Regions from separate parts of the Homo sapiens genome. Here region 2 is linked to region 1. Evidence: chromatin loops called from intact Hi-C (ENCODE). Cell type or tissue: right lobe of liver. All regions are shown on one strand. Links, peaks and the distances in the headings refer to the core of each region. The heading gives the core; the rest is flanking DNA.

Region 1 (9,523 bases), core at 3,499-5,998:
ACCAGTTGTACTTTTGTTCCAAGGAAGTTCTACCATAAGTTCCAAATAATTTCTAGTCAGAGCATATTCTGGCATTGACTGAGGCATTTTTTTGAGTCTGTGGAGAAAGAATACACAGCAAACATGTTCAAGAACACAGAAAAATTCCATAACAGAAAAATCAAACACAGCTCTCTTTCTTGGTTAGATATATCATGCATGTTTAAACAAATCTGAAAAAGTTTTAAAGTATCCAGATAATAAAACGTTTATTTTGTTTTGTAATGTAATGATCACCACTCCTATCTCTCTCCCCAGCCTACTTAACTGCCCCTTCTGGAGTCCCACCAGGGAGGGGTTCTTCCCTTCTGCTCTGCTTTCTCTACAAAGTATTCTCATATTTTCTAAGTACTTAAGGTACTTACAAAACAAAATAAGGCAGATACCTGCAAACTGCAGGAGAAAACATTATATCTAATTCTAACCTGGAAATATGGCCTTACTAGTGTGTGTCCCTTTTAAGCTCACAGGGATAGTCAAGTGACATATATCCATTGGTTTACTTATCACAATAAGATGTAAGTGCCTAACTATGCATAATACAATACATTTTTTTTTGTATCAGAGATGAGTGAGGTCTGCTCATAAAAGCAAGCTAATATCATATATTTAATAACAAATGCTACTTCCATAATATATGCAATGCTTAGCAAAGTGTTCTGCACATAATAAATGTTCTACATATATTAACTAATGTCAGAGGCAATATAAAATACCCATCAACTACAATTACTAATGTTCTTAACTGTAAGCCTCAGAAAGTCAAATATTAAGTCACTAAGCATTCAAGCAGGCTCACTACAATTCACTAATAAAAGAAAATGTAATAAGAGTTATAAAGTTAAAAGTATGCAAAGGAAAAATGGCTTTCAGTTTAACACTGGGGATATCCAGAAAATGTAATCAACCCATATATCCTATTCTGTTATCAAGGTTTCCCTGTACTTTGTCTTGTACAAAGAGAAATGGACAGTCCTTGCCCTTGAGAGTTTATAATCTAGAGAAGAAAAGTCACATGTGAAGAATATGATGCTAACTGAACAAACATTACGTATAAACAAAGAAGCATGGTCTGTTCTTTCAGACAACAAAAAGGCAGCTGCAAGAGTTATATTGCCTGACAGCACACTGCAGGTGGAAGATTTGTATTATGTATCCTCAGTATTGGAGAAAAGAGTAGTGAAAGTGGTGTTAATCAGGAGTACCAAGAATGAAAACAATAATGAACAAATGCCTTTTATAATTTACCTCTTTATCTCTTTGACACAGACTTTATGGGCCTGCTCTGGCATACTAGATGTTCGTATTTTTTTCTCTAGCATGACAATGTCATCATTATCTTCATCTTCATCTTCATCTTCTAAAGTACCTGAGATATGTGTAATTCTCCTAATAGGGCGTATTGCTATAACCTAACATAGAAAGCAGAAAAGTAAAACCGTATGTCAAAATAAATTGGAAACGAAGTACCCAGGTACACATAAGATTATGACTGGTGCTGAATAAATATTTTTATGACTACAGTCTCTATCTTTAGGAAGTGAAGTTCAGAATGATAATCAAAAGGCAGTTGTATACAGAGAGGCAGCAGAATTGCAGAAGTAGACCAACGTAAGGTAGACATGATTCTTTGGTATATGCTTACAATAATACTTGCATGAGAAAACAAATTTCAAGGAACTGGATACTAGAAATAATTAAACCATCTAGGAATTACCTTTCTTTGAGCTACTATTGCAGCCACTATTTTCTTGAAATACATTACTTCTTACCATTTGGTGACTGAAAAAAATTCCATTTTATCTCCTACATTACAAAATTTCTTCCTAGCATCTTCAACCTTTCCACCACTGGCTCTATTTTGTCTTCAAAGCTTTCCTGCTTTCAAAATATTTTTTTCTTACCTCTAGTTTCTTCTAGTTAACTATCGCACTATTTACTTCCTTTCTTGTGAAGTTCTGCTTCTCCAGCAAGTGGCTATAACCACCAGATCCCCTACCTCATCAATTACTTCAGTGAGCCTTCGGCATCTGTTCCCATCCTGCCAAAATTGTTCTTTCAAATCTAAAAAACATATTCTGTGCAAAGTCAAATGGCCTTTGTATTCTCTATGATCTCTCTATCATATGTTAAAACTACCTTATATGCTCCTTGAAATTCATGAATAAACAACCACTACTGGAGCAAAATTATATACTAGCATTTAATTTAAAAGCCCCCAGAACATTTTATTTTTTGAGACAAGGTCAAGCTTTGTAATCCAGGCTGAAGTGCAATGGCATGAACACTGCTTACTGCAGCCTCAACCTCCCTGGCTCAAGTAATCCTTCCACCTCAGCTTCCTAAATAGCTGGGACTACAGACACACACCAGCATGCTGGCTAATTTTTTAAATTTTTTTTGTAAAGATGAGGTCTCACTATGTTGCCCAGCCTGGTCTTGAACTCCTGGCCTCAAGCAATTCTCCTTCCTTGGCCTCCCAAAGTGCTGGGATTACAGGCATGAGCCACTGCATTCAGCCCAGAACTTATTTTTTAACCTGGAAAATTTATCTATTTAATACATTCAAATATAAAAATGTTTAAAACATAAAGCAGTAAATAAAAATTTAATTTTATAAAAACACAAGTACTAAATATATGCTTTTATTCTTACATAAGTCATCAGCAGATAAAATATTATAAATAAAAAACTGAACATATTATATATTTTTTAAAAGTGAGATTTTTATAAGCATATCAGTGATTTCATTGTTAAGACAAAAGCACTTTTTAATGCATTTTTCCTTCCTGACTGCTAAAACAGTGCTTTTCAACTCTTAGGGGAACAAAAAGGAGAGAGTTTTAGGTTAACTCCAAATATTATCCTAATTCCTACTTTTTAAATAACTGTCTCTTGCTTATTTTCTGGAGCACTTTTGAAAAACTTTCATTTTAAGTGATGGCAAACTTTACTGAGAGTAAGTTGCAGTTTTCTGCAACTCCCAGTGGATTTGTCTCTCTATACAAAATGAGTAATTGAGTCCCTGACCTGATCTCAAGCCAGAAATAATCCAGCTTTCTGCATGTTTTAAACAGCATGGTGTCCTGGAGTACTAATCGCCAGCATGATCATCACTGTTCCTATCTCTCTCCTCAGCCTACTTGACTGCCCCTTCTCTAGTCCCACCGGGGAGGAGTTCTTCCCTTCTGCTCCGCTTTCTCTACAATGTATTCTCTTTGATGACAAGACTTCTGCGCTGATGAACGTCAAATTGCTAACATAATTCTCAACGCCTCAACTTAAGTCAGAGCGCTGCATCTCAACACCTTCAGAGAAATGCCATTTTCACATCCTGTCCACATCAAATATATCTTCCTAATATAAACTCTGTCCAGACATAAAAATAGTAAAATCAGCAGATCAAGGTAGACTTCAAACAGATCCCATCATACATATAAATGTAATAGATGATAATGGGGATGGGAAGGATTATTTAATTAGTGGTGTTGAGTCAAACAAAAAGCTATTTGAGGGAAAAATACAACTGCTGTCTTCAAAATAATATATGGGTTAAAGAATTAAATACTTTTTAAAAAATCAACTAAAATTAAACTGAAAGGAAAGTGAATATTTATCAAGCCACTGAAGGTTAGAGGACTTAAGCTTAGAAAACAAAAAAAGATCAAGAGTTTGACTAAATAAAAATGGAAACTTATTATAAGTTGAAAACAGCCAAATTTTGACACAACATATAGTCCTTTTAAGAAAGAGTTTTGTATTAGTTTCTTAGTATTACATGCAGTAAAAAAATGTTATACTCAAAGACACCCATCATAGTTATTTGTTAGTGTTTACAATACACAAAACATTGGAAACAACACAAAAGGGGAAATGGCTCAGTAAATTATCCTTTTGGATGATAACCAAAACAAAGTGAGAAAAATGCTTACATGCTTTAAAAAAAAATCCAGGCAAAGAAAAGGATGAGAGGGAAACACCTAAATTTTATCAGTAGTGCGAGTGGTAGGAGACAATAAACTTTTCTTCTTTGTTCCTCTCTTTATTCTCCTTATTTTTTTTTCAAAACTGAAATGGGTTAAAATAAATATTTACCCTCTTATCATCATCTTGCTTGGGTTTTCTGGTTTTTTGAAGCAATTTCAGGCCTTCAATTTGTCTGACAAGCAGTGGTATAGTCATCTTGAACCGCTCCTCTAGGCTCACAGCATCTAAAATCTAAGGAAATGTGAGTCAATCAATAGGATCTCTCTCAGAAACACACAATCCAAAAACAGACAGTCAGAGCCATGGTTTAAATTGCCAAGTTAAAAAAAAATTATTAACAGTATTCAAAGCTACACTATGGCTAAGACAACCAAATGAACTATATTAATCAGCAAGGTTGTTTGAGATGAATATCAGAATCCTTAAAAAAGAAAGAAAAAACAGGATCTTGGTTTTTCACTTTAAAATGAAGCTGTGTGGTTTTTTTTTTTCTTTTTTTTTTTGAGACGGAATCTTGCTCTGTCCCCAGGTTGGAGTGCAGTGGCGAGATCTTGGCTCAGTGCAAGCTCCCCCTCCTGGGTTCACGTCATTCTCCTGCCTCAGCCTCCAGAGTAACTGGGACTACAGGCACCCGACACCATGCCCGGCTAATTTTTTGTATTTTTAGTAGAGACAGGGTTTCACTCTGTTAGCCAGGATGGTCTCGATCTCCTGACCTCGTGATCTTCCCACCTCGGCCTCCCAAAGTGTTGGGATTACAGGCGTGGGCCACTGCGCCCGGCCGAAGCTGTGTGTTTTTAAGATGAAAAAACCAGACACACAGTTGACGTCAACTCTTTCTGGGAATTACTCTCTTGAAGCCCAGAATGTGTTTTCATATTAGATCTAAACAAATTATAGGTTCAAAATATTAAATGTTTACATACACAAGAGAACAGAAGCACTCAACCAACTCTCACTAGTGATTTGTCGGAGCACAGGCCGCTCTCTGTTCCCGCAGTAAAACACACTGCTGCCGCCCACAGCCAGGGGGCTCTCTGGCAGTCCTGTAACTCTTCTACTCCCACTGGATTAATTGAATTCCTGTGTATAACCAACCTGTTTGTGTTAGTTGTATTTGCTATTATAACAGTTGGATTTAAGTATTAAATAAACTGATAACATATGAAAGAGCTGTTTCACTGAAAACAAACAAATATTCTAGGATGATTCATTAAAAATACTGCTTTAAAAATATCTTAAAAATAAGTGTGCAAGAAAACTTAAAGTATTACAGTTTGGGGATTAAGTCATGTAAATGTAGGATTCTATACTTGGATTACTTTTCAAGTGTCTTTAAAATTCATTTCACTTTAAATAAATATAAATTTAAAATTATAAGTAATGCATCATAGGTGTGATTTATATAAGAAACATGATGAAGATTCTAAGAAAGCAGGTCCACACATAAGGGAAGGGCCATGGCTCCACGTTTAAAAATAGTGAATCAAAGAATGTCTACATATTTAAGTTAAATTAAATATTTATTTATTTATTTATTTAGAGGCAGAGTCTCTGTTGCCCAGGCTGGAGTGCAGTGGTGCAATCTTGGCTCACTGCAGCCTCTGCCTCCCAGGTTCAAGCGATTCTCCTGCCTCAGCCTCTCGAGTAGCTGGGATTATAGGCGCGCACCACCACGCCCAGCTAATTTTGTATTTTTAGTAGAGATGGGGTTTTACCATGTTGGCCAGGCTGGTCTCGAACTCCTGATCTCAAGCGATCCACCCATCTCAGCCTCCCAAAGTGCTGGGACTACAGGCGTGAGCACCCAGTCAAATATTTACCTTTTTATGATTCTTTGCTTTAACTTTTTCTGTAAATTGACTACCATTACTGATTATGCAAATAAAAGAGCTGCTTGTGTCAACAAAAATATAAAATAAAAGAGCTGCTTGTGTCAACAAAAATATAAAACAATCACATTTGAAAGTCAGTTTAAATGTAAAAGCATTTCAATTACTTTGGGTCTCCAATATCTTTTTCTTGAAGGTCAAAACTTAACTACTCACTATCTAGATCTCAATAAAAAGTGACAAAGCAACCTGGCGTTCAAAAGGGAACACTGTACCTGGAGTTTCTCTTTGTTGCTTGTTCGGATAATTGATGTCAAGATGTCTGGTAAAGCTTCCCTTGGAAGACTATCTAAAAGACGTCTCAATTTAGCAACTGCAGGGACAGACATATCCAACATTTCAACCAACTAGAAGGGGGAAAAAAAGTCTTTTAAATGAAATCTGGCATTATTTGTGAATTTTTAAAAATCAGATTTCCATCTAGGTTTAATGTTTGGGCCTCAGTCTTTGTTTTTGAAAGATCACTGATTAATATAGTCCACGTATTTTACAGGCCTCAGAGGAAAAGAAAAGTACTTTCAAAACATCAATCAGAATGAAAAGCAATAATGGCTTAAAAGTAGTTAACACTAATGTTTACAAGGGTTTTGTAAACCTGTGCCATGATTATTTTTAACTTTCTATTGAAAAAAATTCAAATGTACAAAAAAGTTGCAAGAATCATACAATAACTCCTGTACATCCTTCTTCCAGATTCACCAATTGAATTCACCAACTGAAAAGTGGCATTTTGCCATGTTTGCTTTCTCTCTCTCCACACTCACACATAATTAATGAACATTTGAGGATAAGCTGCAGAATCGAGATCCTTATTCTTTAAATCTCTAATCCTGTGACAGATTAAGGACCCTTGTTCTTAAGAACAAGAATATTCTCTTACATAATCACAATATAAACCCTATTAGATGCATATTATTAGAAATATGTGTATTATTAGAAATTTAGCATAGTTGATGCTATTATCACGGCCAATCAGAGGATGAAATATTAATATTTAGTATAACATTTTGTATTAGTCTGTTCTCACACTGCTAATAAAGACATACCAGAGACTGGGTAATTTATAAAAGACAGAGGTTTAATGGACTCACAGTTCCACATGGCTGGGGAGGCCTCACAATCATGGAGGAAGGCAAAGGAGAAGCAAAGGCCTGTCTTACATGGTAGCAGGCAAGACAGCGTGTGCAGGGGAACTATCATTTATATAACCATCTGATCTTGTGAGACTTATTCACCACCAAGAGAACAGTATGGGGGAACCGCCCCCATAATTCAATTATCTACACCTGGCACCGCCCCCTGACACATGGGAATTATTACAACTCAAGGTGATATTTGGGTGGGGACACAGCCAAACCATATCAATTTGGACTAACTAGAATCTGAGCACTGTGAATGACTTTTAGAAAAACAACTGTCAGCGTATATCTGGGAGTTAAGATAGATTATGCCCAAGGCACACTTTCAGTAACTGTGATAGTCATTAGGGCTACTGACAAACTCCCCTTTTCTTCTGGGCACTGCTCTTTCTAACTTCCTTCGAATATACTAATAGGTGTGTCTATGAGTCTTAAATTGATCCATGAAACGTAGTGGAAGTGACAGCTCCTTCTGGGCAGAAGCATTACAAGCCAATGAGAGATGCGCCCCATTTCCTTTTCCTGCCTTAGAGATAAGGGAAGCATGTCTTTAGATGAATCTCCAATCCACCTGGGTCCGAGTGACTTTAATAGGCAGACACAACCCCCACTAGTCTCAGGCATGAAGCATGAGCCAGAAAGACACTCACATTATGCGACTGAGATTTCAGAGAAGTTAACATAGCAAAACTTAGTTCACACTAATTCATAATGATGTACTAAACCTTCATTTAGTCAGTTCAAATCAGATTTCATGTGCTAGTAATATTCAAACCTCTCCAACAACATCGTAATTTTGGAACTTATCCATTACCTGCCTAGAATGAAGGGAATTAAAGTATAATTACGATGAAGCTGTTCAGGTGGAAGAAGTAGATAATAAAATTTGAATACCCTTGCTACTAGGAATTCACCCCACGAAAATAAAACAGTTAAAACTCATTTTCCAAACATTTACTGAGTACAAACTATTTGCCAGACCCAAAACACTGCTCAGTACAGGATGGCTAAAGGAGAAAAGTGAATTCAAGTTTGGTAGAGAAAAAATACCTATAAGATACATTTCAATACAATGTGATAAGCATTATGTTAAATGACATGTATGACAGACTGTGAAGGCACACAGAGATGAGCGCTAACAGCCTACAGCTGTTGGGAAAGCATAGATTCAATTTTAAAATTCAGAGATGGAGGCCGGGCGTGGTGGCGGTTGGATCATGAGGTCAGGAGTTCGAGACCAGCCTGGCCAACATGGTGAAACCTCATCTCTACTAAAGACACAAAAAGTTAGCCGGGCGTGGTGGCGCATGCCTGTAATGCCAGCTACTTGGGAGGCTGAAGCAGGAGAATCGCTTGAACCCGGGAGGCGGAGGCTGCAGTGAGCCGAAATTGCACCACTGCACTCCAGCCTGGGCAACAGGGCAAGACTCCATTTCAAAAAAAAAAAAAAAAATCAGAGATGGAAGAGCACTCCCAGCAGAGAACTGAAGGCAGAATCATAGAGACATAAAATAACTCAATGTGAAGCTGTTTTACATTCAGTAGAGCTAGAACTAGGGTGTCAGTGAGGTGATAACTAGAGTTGACGCAAGACAGATAGGCCCAAGACAAGTTGCAAACGGTCTTAATGTTATACTAAGAAATTTGGTGTCCATCCTATAGCCATTAAAGTCTTTTACTCAAGGGAATGGGATGCCCCAGACTTCTTTTAGAAAGGCTCAGTGAAGAGAAAAGGTTCAAGACAGAAGAACTAGGAGACAGGATGCTATTGAAGAAGTTCATTGAAGAGATGCAGAAGTAGAAGTAGATGCAGAAGGGGATGAAAGAGAATAATTGGAAATAACTTTAATGTCTAAAAAGAGAAATTATAAAATTAGTATACATTAACTCAATGAAATTAACAAAAGTACTTAATATGAACATCAGACATGGATACAAAAACAAAACATATAATTGAATATGAACTGAGCCCAGAAGACGAACAAAAATTAAATTTGATGCATGATGACAGTAAGATGTGTGGTGATCTATTTATTTCTAAAAATTCCTTTAATGTCACTGCAAAATCTTTACAAGTTTAAAAAGTTCCTCTAGATTCAAAGTACAAAGAAGTAAAAGCAAAGCAAAAGAGGCTATGAAGCTATCTATGTCCAATAGAGGCACAAAGACCCAGGGAACATCACTGCTGAAAAGAAAAAGAAATTCTATTTCTCTCAATCTCCTTTATTCCTAAGCAGTATATTCACTTATTCCAGTTTTCAAACTGAAATTTCTTTCCTCAAAGTGCTTTCTTTCAGCCCATATAGAAATTACAGATTCAAATTTTCTATTTTTCTTTTTTTTTTTTTGAGTCAGGGTCTCGCTCTGTTGCCCAGGCTGGAATGCAGTGATGCAATCTTGGCTCACTGCAACTTCCACCTACTAGGTTCAAGTAATCCTCCCACCTCAGCCTCCCCAGTAGCTGGG
Region 2 (8,990 bases), core at 54-2,553, 280 kb before region 1:
GCGGCCGGTCAGCGTTGCTAGGCAGGCTCGGCTGTCTGGCCGGGACTTGGGCCTGGGTGGCTTTTGAGACCAGTGAAGAAGGGAGAGCCGGCCTCATGCCGATGCGGCTTGTGGCACGGCTGGGATGTGAGGGAGGACTCAGATCTACACACAGAAACCCCTCTTCTCCCCGCCCTCCCCCAGCTCCTACCTGCCTCCCACGCCTCAGGTGTGGCTGCCTGTGGGACCATCCCCCAACCCCTTTCCTCGCACCTCCTTGTCCTCACCCAGTTCCTGCAGTGTCTCTGACCCACGCCTCCCGCCTCCTGGCCGACTTGCCCAGGAGGTGTCTCTGGCTCACCTCCGTCTGTTCATCACCTTCCTCCCCAGTGTTTCCACTTATCTTGGATGTTTTAGATTGAAACAGCCTGATTCCCGGAAGAATCCTCTTCATTCATTGCTAGTGCTTCCCCTCACCTCCCACTCTCCACTTCCCAGTTTGCAAATGTGGCTTTCGCCCACCAAGTGAAAGCGGACTGAGAGCAGCCCTTGGGGACGGCCCGGTGCCTGGCTGCAAGGCCGCGCTGGGGCTCTGTCTTGGTGCACATGGCTTGACCGGACTTTCCCTGCTTCCCACCACTTCCCTCACTCCCAGACCTCCCTCATTCTTTTTGTCTCTTCTTTTTGCCTAAAGCCAGTCCTTAACACCCTATTCTTCCTCTGCAGGTGGCTTGCAGACTTTTCCCCACCTTTGGGGCTCGTGGTGGTGGAGAGGGCAGCTGGTGTTAAGAATGTAGGTTACCGGGCATGACCCGGCAGATGCTTGCCCAGTAGTTCTGGAGGAAGGCCCGGGAATCTGCAAATGAGCGCATTCCCCAGGCAGTTCCCATGCAGGTGATCCACGGACCACATGTTGAGAAACTGCAGTCACCCTTAGGGCCACACCGTCCCTCTCCTCGCTGTCCCCTCTCTGTAGTGACTGGCCCTGACCTTCAGGAGTGCACTTTCCACTCTACCAGGAAGCCCTATGACATCCTCAGGCTCCCCAGACCTGCAGCTTGCATGGGGCCCCTCCCTTCTTCCACACCCACCCTCCGTATGGTCCCCTGCTCTGCCCTCGTGCTTTGCTGGCCCCTGCCCGCTACTCCCACTCTCAGACACCCAGGGGTGGTGGGCCCTAACTGGCTGGCCCCTCCCAGCGCTGCCCTCTGCCGTCCAGATGCTGCAGTGTGGCCAGATTTACCTTCCAGTAACATACTTCTAGTCACCCCTCCTCCTGCGAAGTGATCTGCAGTGGCTGTTTGACCAGACCACAAAGTTCACATCTCCTGAGCTTAGTGTCCGTGGCTGTCCACCTCCCAGCCATACTTGACTGTCCCCAAACTCTCCCTGCAGCCACATGTTTCCCATGACCTGTGGGCTCTGCAGATGGACCTCTCTCCGCTAGAGATGCCCTTCTCCCAAATGGCTTCCCTCCTGGAAGGCCCAGCCTGAGTCCTCGTCTCCTTTCCAGTGCTTCTGCCAGAAGCATCCCCATGATGTTGTGACCGCACAGCACTTTGTGTCTCGCTTTGAGCACTTGCCACTCTGGCTGGTGCTGCTGCCACTGATTGTGTACTGTCTTGCTGCCCTTTCTAGACTGTGAGCTCCTCGTGGGCAGGGACCGCCTGTGTTCTCTGTATTTCCCACGGCGCCTAGCACAGTGCCTTGCACTTGATAGGTGCTTAATAAATGTCTGCTCAACTGAACTGGAGGACAGTGCCTTCTTGACTGCGGCATCTGGCAGCAGGACCAGTAAGAGGCCGGGAATCCACTGCCCTGCAGTGGGACAGTGGGGTGGGGCTGGGGTCACTCCACTCCCTTCTCCCTCCCCTGCCAGGCTCCAGCACATGGCATCCTGGGCACACAGGTCCGGGGAGGGGTACCTGGCGCAGGCTGCATACTAGATGCACTCAGGCTTCCTGGCCAGGGCCGACAGCCGGCCCAACCTATGCCAGTCCAAGTCACTCCTGGGGAGTTCCTCTGTGGTGGTGGGAATCGTGGGATGCCAGGCCCAGGTCTGTCAGAAGCCATTTTCCACCCTGGGGGAAGTCGACCTGTGGCAGGAAAGAAGCGGCGACGTGAGAGAGGTTCCTGGCAGCATGAGCCTTGGGTTCCTGTTGTCAGGAAAGCCCTTCCTCGGACGTCACCACACCCCAGTATTCTAACACACTTTTTGCTTAAGCTGGTCATTCCAGTTGGATTTACGTCCTTTGAAATCGAGTCTTGAGTAACACGTGTTACTGTCTTTAGCAAGGATTTGCAGATTGTTTAGAAAGGTCCAAAGACCTGCACAAACAGGGCTTCAGGAGTATCCACCCCAGTCAGAAAATGCTGGAAGGGGCCAACTATTTCGGAGTTGAGTAACTTGAAACTCAGGCCTGGTGCCCCTCAGCAGAGAACTCGGCCTGGCTCTCGAGCTGTTCCCTGCTGCCGTGGCTCTGTGCCCATCCCACTGCCTCTTCAGTCCCCTGACGGCAGTTCTTTTCCCCAGTTCCCTAGTTGGGCAAATGCCAGCACTGTTCATTTGGAGTTTGACTTTCTGTATACTTCAGAACTGTAACTAAGCATTATTTTATTATGCCTATTTTACAGATGAGGATTTCCTCACCTGTAAAATAGGCATAATAATGCTTTCTACTTCAAGGGTGACATGAGGAATAAACGTGGTGCTTAGAACTGTGCCCAACCCAGAGCCCCGCTCAGTGACTGCTACTGGGGCTCTGATCAGCAGCCCTGCGGACACCTACCTAACTATTCGCCACCCTTCCAGGTCATCCCACACCCCCACCAGCCAGGTCTTATCTCCAAGTGCTAAGCCGTCATCCTCCAGGTTCTGAACGCACTCCTTTATCCCTGTGGTCCAATGATGAGGGTGCTTAGGTTAGGGCCTACATTTCTTTCAGTGCCTCAGCAGGGCCATGGGAAGTCCAGCTGTTCTAGAGAGGGCATTGTTCCTTGAACAAGGCAGGCACTTGGGAGAGTCCCTCGGGTGCCGTCACCAGAGAGAGCACCCGGAGGAAGTGAGCACAGCCACTGCCTGCCTGCAGGGTGCTGAGAAAGCTGAGGCCGGCAACCAGTGTCGTGCCCTCACCACCCATGTGCCCGGCAAGCTTCTGTCTCCTTTAATCCTCACCTCACTCCTAAAGTGCTGCTGTTATTATCTCCATTTTGCAGAGGAGGAAACTGAGGTACAGAGATGCTCAGGAACTTCCATTTCTTCAAGCTAAGATGTCCAGGATTTAGGATTTGAATTCCAATGGGCCATCCCACCTCCCTGAAAGGCAAAGCTGCACCAGAGGTGACTCAGCAGCTGGTATGGCACCTAAGATACCTCCACCCTTCAAGGAAAAGAATTGAGGGCCCATGACAGACCTGGGTCAAGGCTGTCAGTCTTCAGGGCACAGGGAGGCTGCGGAAGGAAGCTGCCTCCCCACTTCCTGCTTGGTGGGCCCGTATCCAGCCCTGTTCCTGCGAGAGGATGCCAAGAGCATATTTTTTTAAAGAAGTTGACCAGTTCTGCAGAAGCTGTGTCAGGAGTGAGCCCATGTATGCATCAGAGCCACCTTGCACTTCATTTCGGGAAACACAGATGAGTTGATGTTGATTGGAAACTGTACGTGGCCTTTTTCCCGGCTCAGGTTCCAATCCCCTACACACCGAGGATGCCAGGGCTGGGGGCATTCACTGGGGAAATGGACTGGGCAGGCAGGGATTTGCCCAGAAACAGAGCAGAAGTACCCACAGCCAGTGCTGGAGCCAAAAGCCCAGAGGCTTAGGGCTTCTTAAACCAGCCCCCTTTCACCCCCTCCTGCCTGGTGGCTTCAGCTCCCAGAGTCACAGGACTCCAAACCGCAGACTCCAGCCTTTGGGGCTTTCCTTCCCCAGCCCCGAGTCCCCAGGGAGCCCTGCTTGGCCCCACAGCCTGAAACCCAGTCTGGGGTCAGGCCTGGGCAGGCCCTGTCCTCCCCTCCTCCCTGCTTCTAGCGAGAAGAGGAGGCGGCGGCCTCCCCCAAAAAGAATGCGCTTGTCTGCCCGCCTGTCTGGCTCCTGGATCAGTCTAAAGTTTCAGCCACCAAAACAGGCAGCAGGAAGAAGAGGGCCTCCCGCAGCCTGCCCCTAGCAGCTGCGCACGTGGGCTTGCTCAGGGGACTTCCCCCAAACCAGGGTGTCTCTCAATGCCAGCAGGACCCTCTCCCCTTGCCAGCCCCTCAGGATCCCTGGCATGTCACACCTCCACTCTGAGAAGGGCTGGGAACCCTTACTTCTTCCCACTGTGTGGCTAAGGGACATGAGGCCCAGCCGGTGAGGGGTGGGGCCCAAACCCCTCATCCCCTCCGGATGCTGCACCTTCCCAGCCCCTCCAGGGTTCCTCCATCCCTGGTCTTGAGCAGCCACTTCATGCAGGGGACAGTGCCAGGGAAGGGAGAGAACAACCAGAATGGCCCTTCTTCTGAAGGCCTCATGCCCAGCCAGCCCGTGGAGTGAGGGCATCACCTGCTCCTGCACTTATTCTCCGTGACCTTGAGAAAGTTACGCAGCCTCTCAAGGCCTCGGGCCCTCATCTGTCAAGGGCTAGTGCTGCTGCCCTCAGAGCTGGTGGTCTGTGACCCTGGCTGTGCACTGGGATCCCCAGGGGCAGCGCTGCCCAGGCCACACCCCAGACCCTAGAGATCAGAATCTGACATCCACGTTTTCTGGTAATCCCAAGTGACCCGGCGTGCCCTCATGGTTGAGAAACACCTCCCTACTAAAGAGTAGTTGCAATGGTTGCAACCAGGACTGAATCCTAAGAAACGGGCCTGGCTCCTGGGAGAGTCCTTCCCATCCTGAGTCCCACGGTGAGGAAGGCACCTTTGCACCCAGGCCGGTGAGTGTTCCCTAGAATACATGTGGCTCCAGCGAGGGTCCCTCAGGGCCTCATCTGACCTTTGGTGGTTTTCAAATCCCAGGCCCTACAGAGGCAGGACACAGAGTGGGGCACGGAGCAGGGGAGGCCAGGACCCCTCCGGCTCCCTCCTGGTTCCTGAGTACCAGTGGGGCTGGCATTGGCATCAGGTGTTTCTCCCGACCTGGCCCCACTGTGTGTCCTCACCTCCTGACAGAAGCTGGCTTAATTACATGTGGGGACAATTTCTGCACAAGAGGGAGGAGAGCAGCTGGTACCCATTGAGCTTGCAAGCTTCTTTCCACAAAGCAGCGCCTTCATCCTCCCCACTGTGCACTCCCTGCAAACCCTGGTCACCATCCCACAGGCACCAGGGACCTGAGAGCCCAGCAGGGCCAGCCACACCGCTGAGAAGGGAAGGAGGAGGCCACCCAGTGGAGAGCCCTCGTTTCACAGTTGCAGTGTGGACAGAGGCCCAGCTAGCTTGGGTTGCCCATGGCCATCAGCTGTTCGGTAAGGCAGGACTGAGTCCAGGTCTTATTCCCACATTTGTTCTTTCCACTGCCTCCCCTGAAGATGAGTTTCTTTTCCCTGTGAGCCTTTTCTAGTTGTCTGACACTCCCAGCTTTAATAAACCCCCACCTCCCCAGCCCAGGAACTCTGGCTTTGAGGACCACCCAGAGCATCTCACACCCGTAGAGGTGGGGACGGTGGAGCGGGACTGCCAGTCACCTGGTCCCTCCCTCCGAGAACTCTGGCTCTAAGAAGGCACGAGGCATAGCTGGAAGAGGCCCTCGTCCACCATTTGGCCTCTGCGGAGGTGGCGTCCATCCCAGACCTTCGAGCACTCCAGCTTATCAGAATTACTATCCCCAGCCCAAACCACCCCTTTGGGGCTTGGAATCCCGGTATCACAGGGACCACAAGGAAGATGGCCATTCATTCATGCCTTGATGTCTACCATCCTCTGTTTATAGCTTCTGCATTCTAAATGTCTGCTGGGATGGGCCACTGTGGAGGCTGACAGCCTCACAGGGCAGGGAAGTCAGAGCCTGGAAGTATAGATGGGGTGGAAGGGAGCTAACTGGGCTGGGGAGGGGTGCTGCGGATGGGAGAGCGCTCGCACAGGGAAACAGAAAATGGAAAAGAAGATTCCGTGGGGGAGCTTTAGAGGAACTTGTAAGTATCTTGGAGCTGGAGAAGTCAGGGAAGAGGGTCTGGCTATATCCTAAGAGATGTATTCTGCCTCCTCTCCCCAGCGTGGAAGGCCAGCTGGGTGCACACTCTCCTCTGGAAAACCCTACCCAAGCCTGCGTTTCTGCACCTTGGAGACAACTCTGGCTCCAGCCTTCACTGACTCTTGTAACAAGAGGGCAACCAGTTAACCTAGCTCTATTCCTGGGGCGTATTAAGGGGATGGCGGGGTCGAGATGGGGGCCTTCGATGTATGGAGGACTCACTGTTCAGCTGCTTCCAATGTCTGTTCTGGAGGGCTCAGCCTGTCAGTAGCACGAGATGGCCCAAAGGTCCTGGTACCAGATGATGGGGCTCAGTCTTCCCAAGACCACTGAGATGAGCCAGCTCCTCTGCAGAACCCACAGTCTGTCTGCACCTCTGGCCTCCATGTGCACCCTCCTTGAAGGGCCAGGACCCAGGGGAAAGTTAGCCCTGCTGCCCAAGACTGCACAGTTCACAGCCTTCTCTGGCAGCAGGAAAATGCATCTGGTTCCTCTTTGGGGAAAAAAAATCAAGTTGGTTTTTCTTTTTGTTTTTTGTTTTGTTTTGTTTTTTTTAATGGAGCACAGTCATTCCTAATCATGACTTAACGTATGTAACTTCTACTCAAGAGGATCCCTTAACTGCCTGGAGTCTCAGTGACCCCTGCCTGTACACTTGGTCACCCTGGTTTGCAAGCGAATACCATTGTCCATTTACATCCAGCAAGCCCTACATAACCAGGGTTGGGGTAGTTCTTTTTCCTTTAGTCAACTTTTTTATTTTTATTTTTATTTATTTATTTATTTTTTGAGGCGAAGTTCTGCTGTGTCATCCAGGCTGGAGTGCAGTGGCACAATCTCAGCTCACTGCAACCTCTGCCTCCCGGGTTCAAGCAATTCTCCTGCGTCAGCCTCTCAAGTAGCTGGGATTACAGGTGCCTGCCACCACGCCCGGCTAATTTTTGTACTTTTTAGTAGAGACAGGGTTTCACCATGTTGGCCAGTCTGGTCTTGAACTCCTGACCTCAGGTGACCCGCCCACCTGTGAGCCATCGCACCAAGCCACAACCTCAATCAACTTTGTATGAATTTTTAAAAGGCTTCACTCTGGAATACTGTGCAGCCACAGAAAAGAATGAGATCATGTATTTTGTAGAAACATAGATGTAGCTGGAGGCCATTATCCTTAGCAAACTAACATGGGAATAGAATACCAAATACCTCATGTTCTCATTTATAGGTGGGAGTTATTAATAAATGAGAAAACTCATGGACACAAAGAGGGGAACAACAGACACTGGAGTCTATTGGAGGGTGGAGGATGGGAGGAAGGAGAAGATTAGGAAAAATAATGCACGACAAACCCCCATGACACAAGTTCCCTTATATAACAAACCTGTACAGGTACCCCTGAACTTAAAAGTTAAATTTGGAAAAAAAAAAAAAAAAAAGGTTGGCCAGGCATGGTGGCTTATGCCTGTAATCCCAGCACTTTGGGAGGCCAAGGCAGGCGGATCACCTGAGGTCAGGAGTTCAAGACCAGACTGACCAATATGGTGAAACCCCATCTCTACTAAAAATACAAAAAAAATTAGCTGGGCATGGTGGCATGTGCCTGTAATCCCAGTTACTCAGGAGGCTGAGGCAGGAGAATTACCTGAACCTGGGAGGCGGAGGTTGAAGTGAGCCGAGATCGTGCCATTGCACTCCAGCCTGAGCAACAGAGCGAGACTCCATCTCAAAGGAAAATAAACGGCTTCACTCATCTTCCTCCTGTACAGGACAGAACAGGACCCTTTTCATTGTATTTTGTTATTTTTAGTTATTTATGTATCTTTAGAGATGGCATCGAGCTACCTACACTGGTCTCTAACTCTGGCCTCAAGCGATCCTCCTGCTTCAACCTCCTAAAGCACTGGGATTACAGGCATGAGCAACTGGGCCAGCCAAGGACCCTTTTTAAAGAGCAGGGAGAGAAAGAGAGACAGAGACGGGGGTGGGGGGTGAGAGGCGTGGAGTGGAGAGAGAGTGTGGAAAGGCAGGGCCAGGGCTCCTGTGCATTGGAACACCTGATTTCCATGGCCGAGGAGAAATCATTGCCCACAGCCTTTGTCATGTTCAGAATTGCCAAGCCCGAGAGCTGGGGGGACCCTGCCTCCCCTAAGGCTTTGACCTCCTGCCAAGGGGAACCTCCAGAGAGCAAATCTATAGAAAACCAACTGGGCACAGCTTTCCAAGAAAAATAGAGCTTTTTTCTTTTCTTTAAAAATTGTATGAAATTGTCAGAATCATATGCCCAGGTGGTGGAGAGAAGTAGCAAAAAGAAGGCAGTTTCATGTTTGAAGTTGGAGTGCTGGAGGAATCGCGGCCAGCTGGCCTGTGCTCGGGATGTCTCTGCAGCCCTCTGCTCCGCTCCCTCTATGGGAGTGTGCTCCTCGCCTGCCCGTCCTGCACTTGGTAATTGCAACCATCTGTTCAGAGTGGAAACTCACACTTCCAGGCCCAGGCACCGCTGCTCTCTGGAGGGTCGTTATAGGGCAGTGAGGGCGGATGTCCCTCCCCGTGTCACCCACAGCCATCTCCTCTCAGTCAAGCACAGCCCAGTTCTGGTTCCAGCTCTGCTGTGGACTCCCTTGGGCTTGCCCCTTCCCTTCTCTGGGTGTCAGGGTCCAAGTGCGCGAACATACGTGAGAGTCCCCACCCGGCTGCTGGATGGGGCGGCTGTGAACCCATGGAGGACTAGGAGAGCACTGTGAGATTTGGGAGAGGCGGTGCTTCAGCATCAGCTCCAGGCCCCCTCTTCCAGGAAGTCTCCCGTGGAGCCCCACCTGAGTACATCAGCCTCTGGCAGCTTGTACTGTCCCTCC

The links. Hi-C counts contacts between places; a loop is a spot of excess contacts. Peaks named below come from ENCODE experiments on the same cell type or tissue, not always from the same donor. Only the 100,000 strongest peaks of a DNase experiment are listed, where the experiment ranks them.
Region 2: a loop joins it to region 1, with 2.8 times the contacts of the local background. A loop is called at or near these places in 13 of 110 quality-filtered maps.

Annotation. Positions count from the first base shown.
Region 1 is chr16:48,253,352-48,262,874 of GRCh38, reverse strand. It overlaps LONP2 (lon peptidase 2, peroxisomal), which reads right to left. Exons shown (of 15, transcript NM_031490.5): 3 at 6,134-6,265; 4 at 4,135-4,257; 5 at 1,288-1,451; 6 at 3-97. Among named protein-coding and RNA genes, the nearest start is that of ABCC11, 11 kb to the right of the region's middle. In right lobe of liver, for the core only: a CTCF peak has its summit at 5,050; no DNase peak of the experiment used is centred there.
Region 2 is chr16:48,531,463-48,540,452 of GRCh38, reverse strand. It overlaps N4BP1 (NEDD4 binding protein 1), which reads left to right. Exons shown (of 7, transcript NM_153029.4): 7 at 1-1,727. Among named protein-coding and RNA genes, the nearest start is that of N4BP1, 74 kb to the left of the region's middle. RefSeq lists enhancers at 1,380-1,879, 2,819-2,888, 3,649-3,718, 3,749-4,118. In right lobe of liver, for the core only: a CTCF peak has its summit at 1,196 (motif pointing left); a DNase peak (open chromatin) is centred at 2,464; H3K27ac peaks cover 1,860 bases.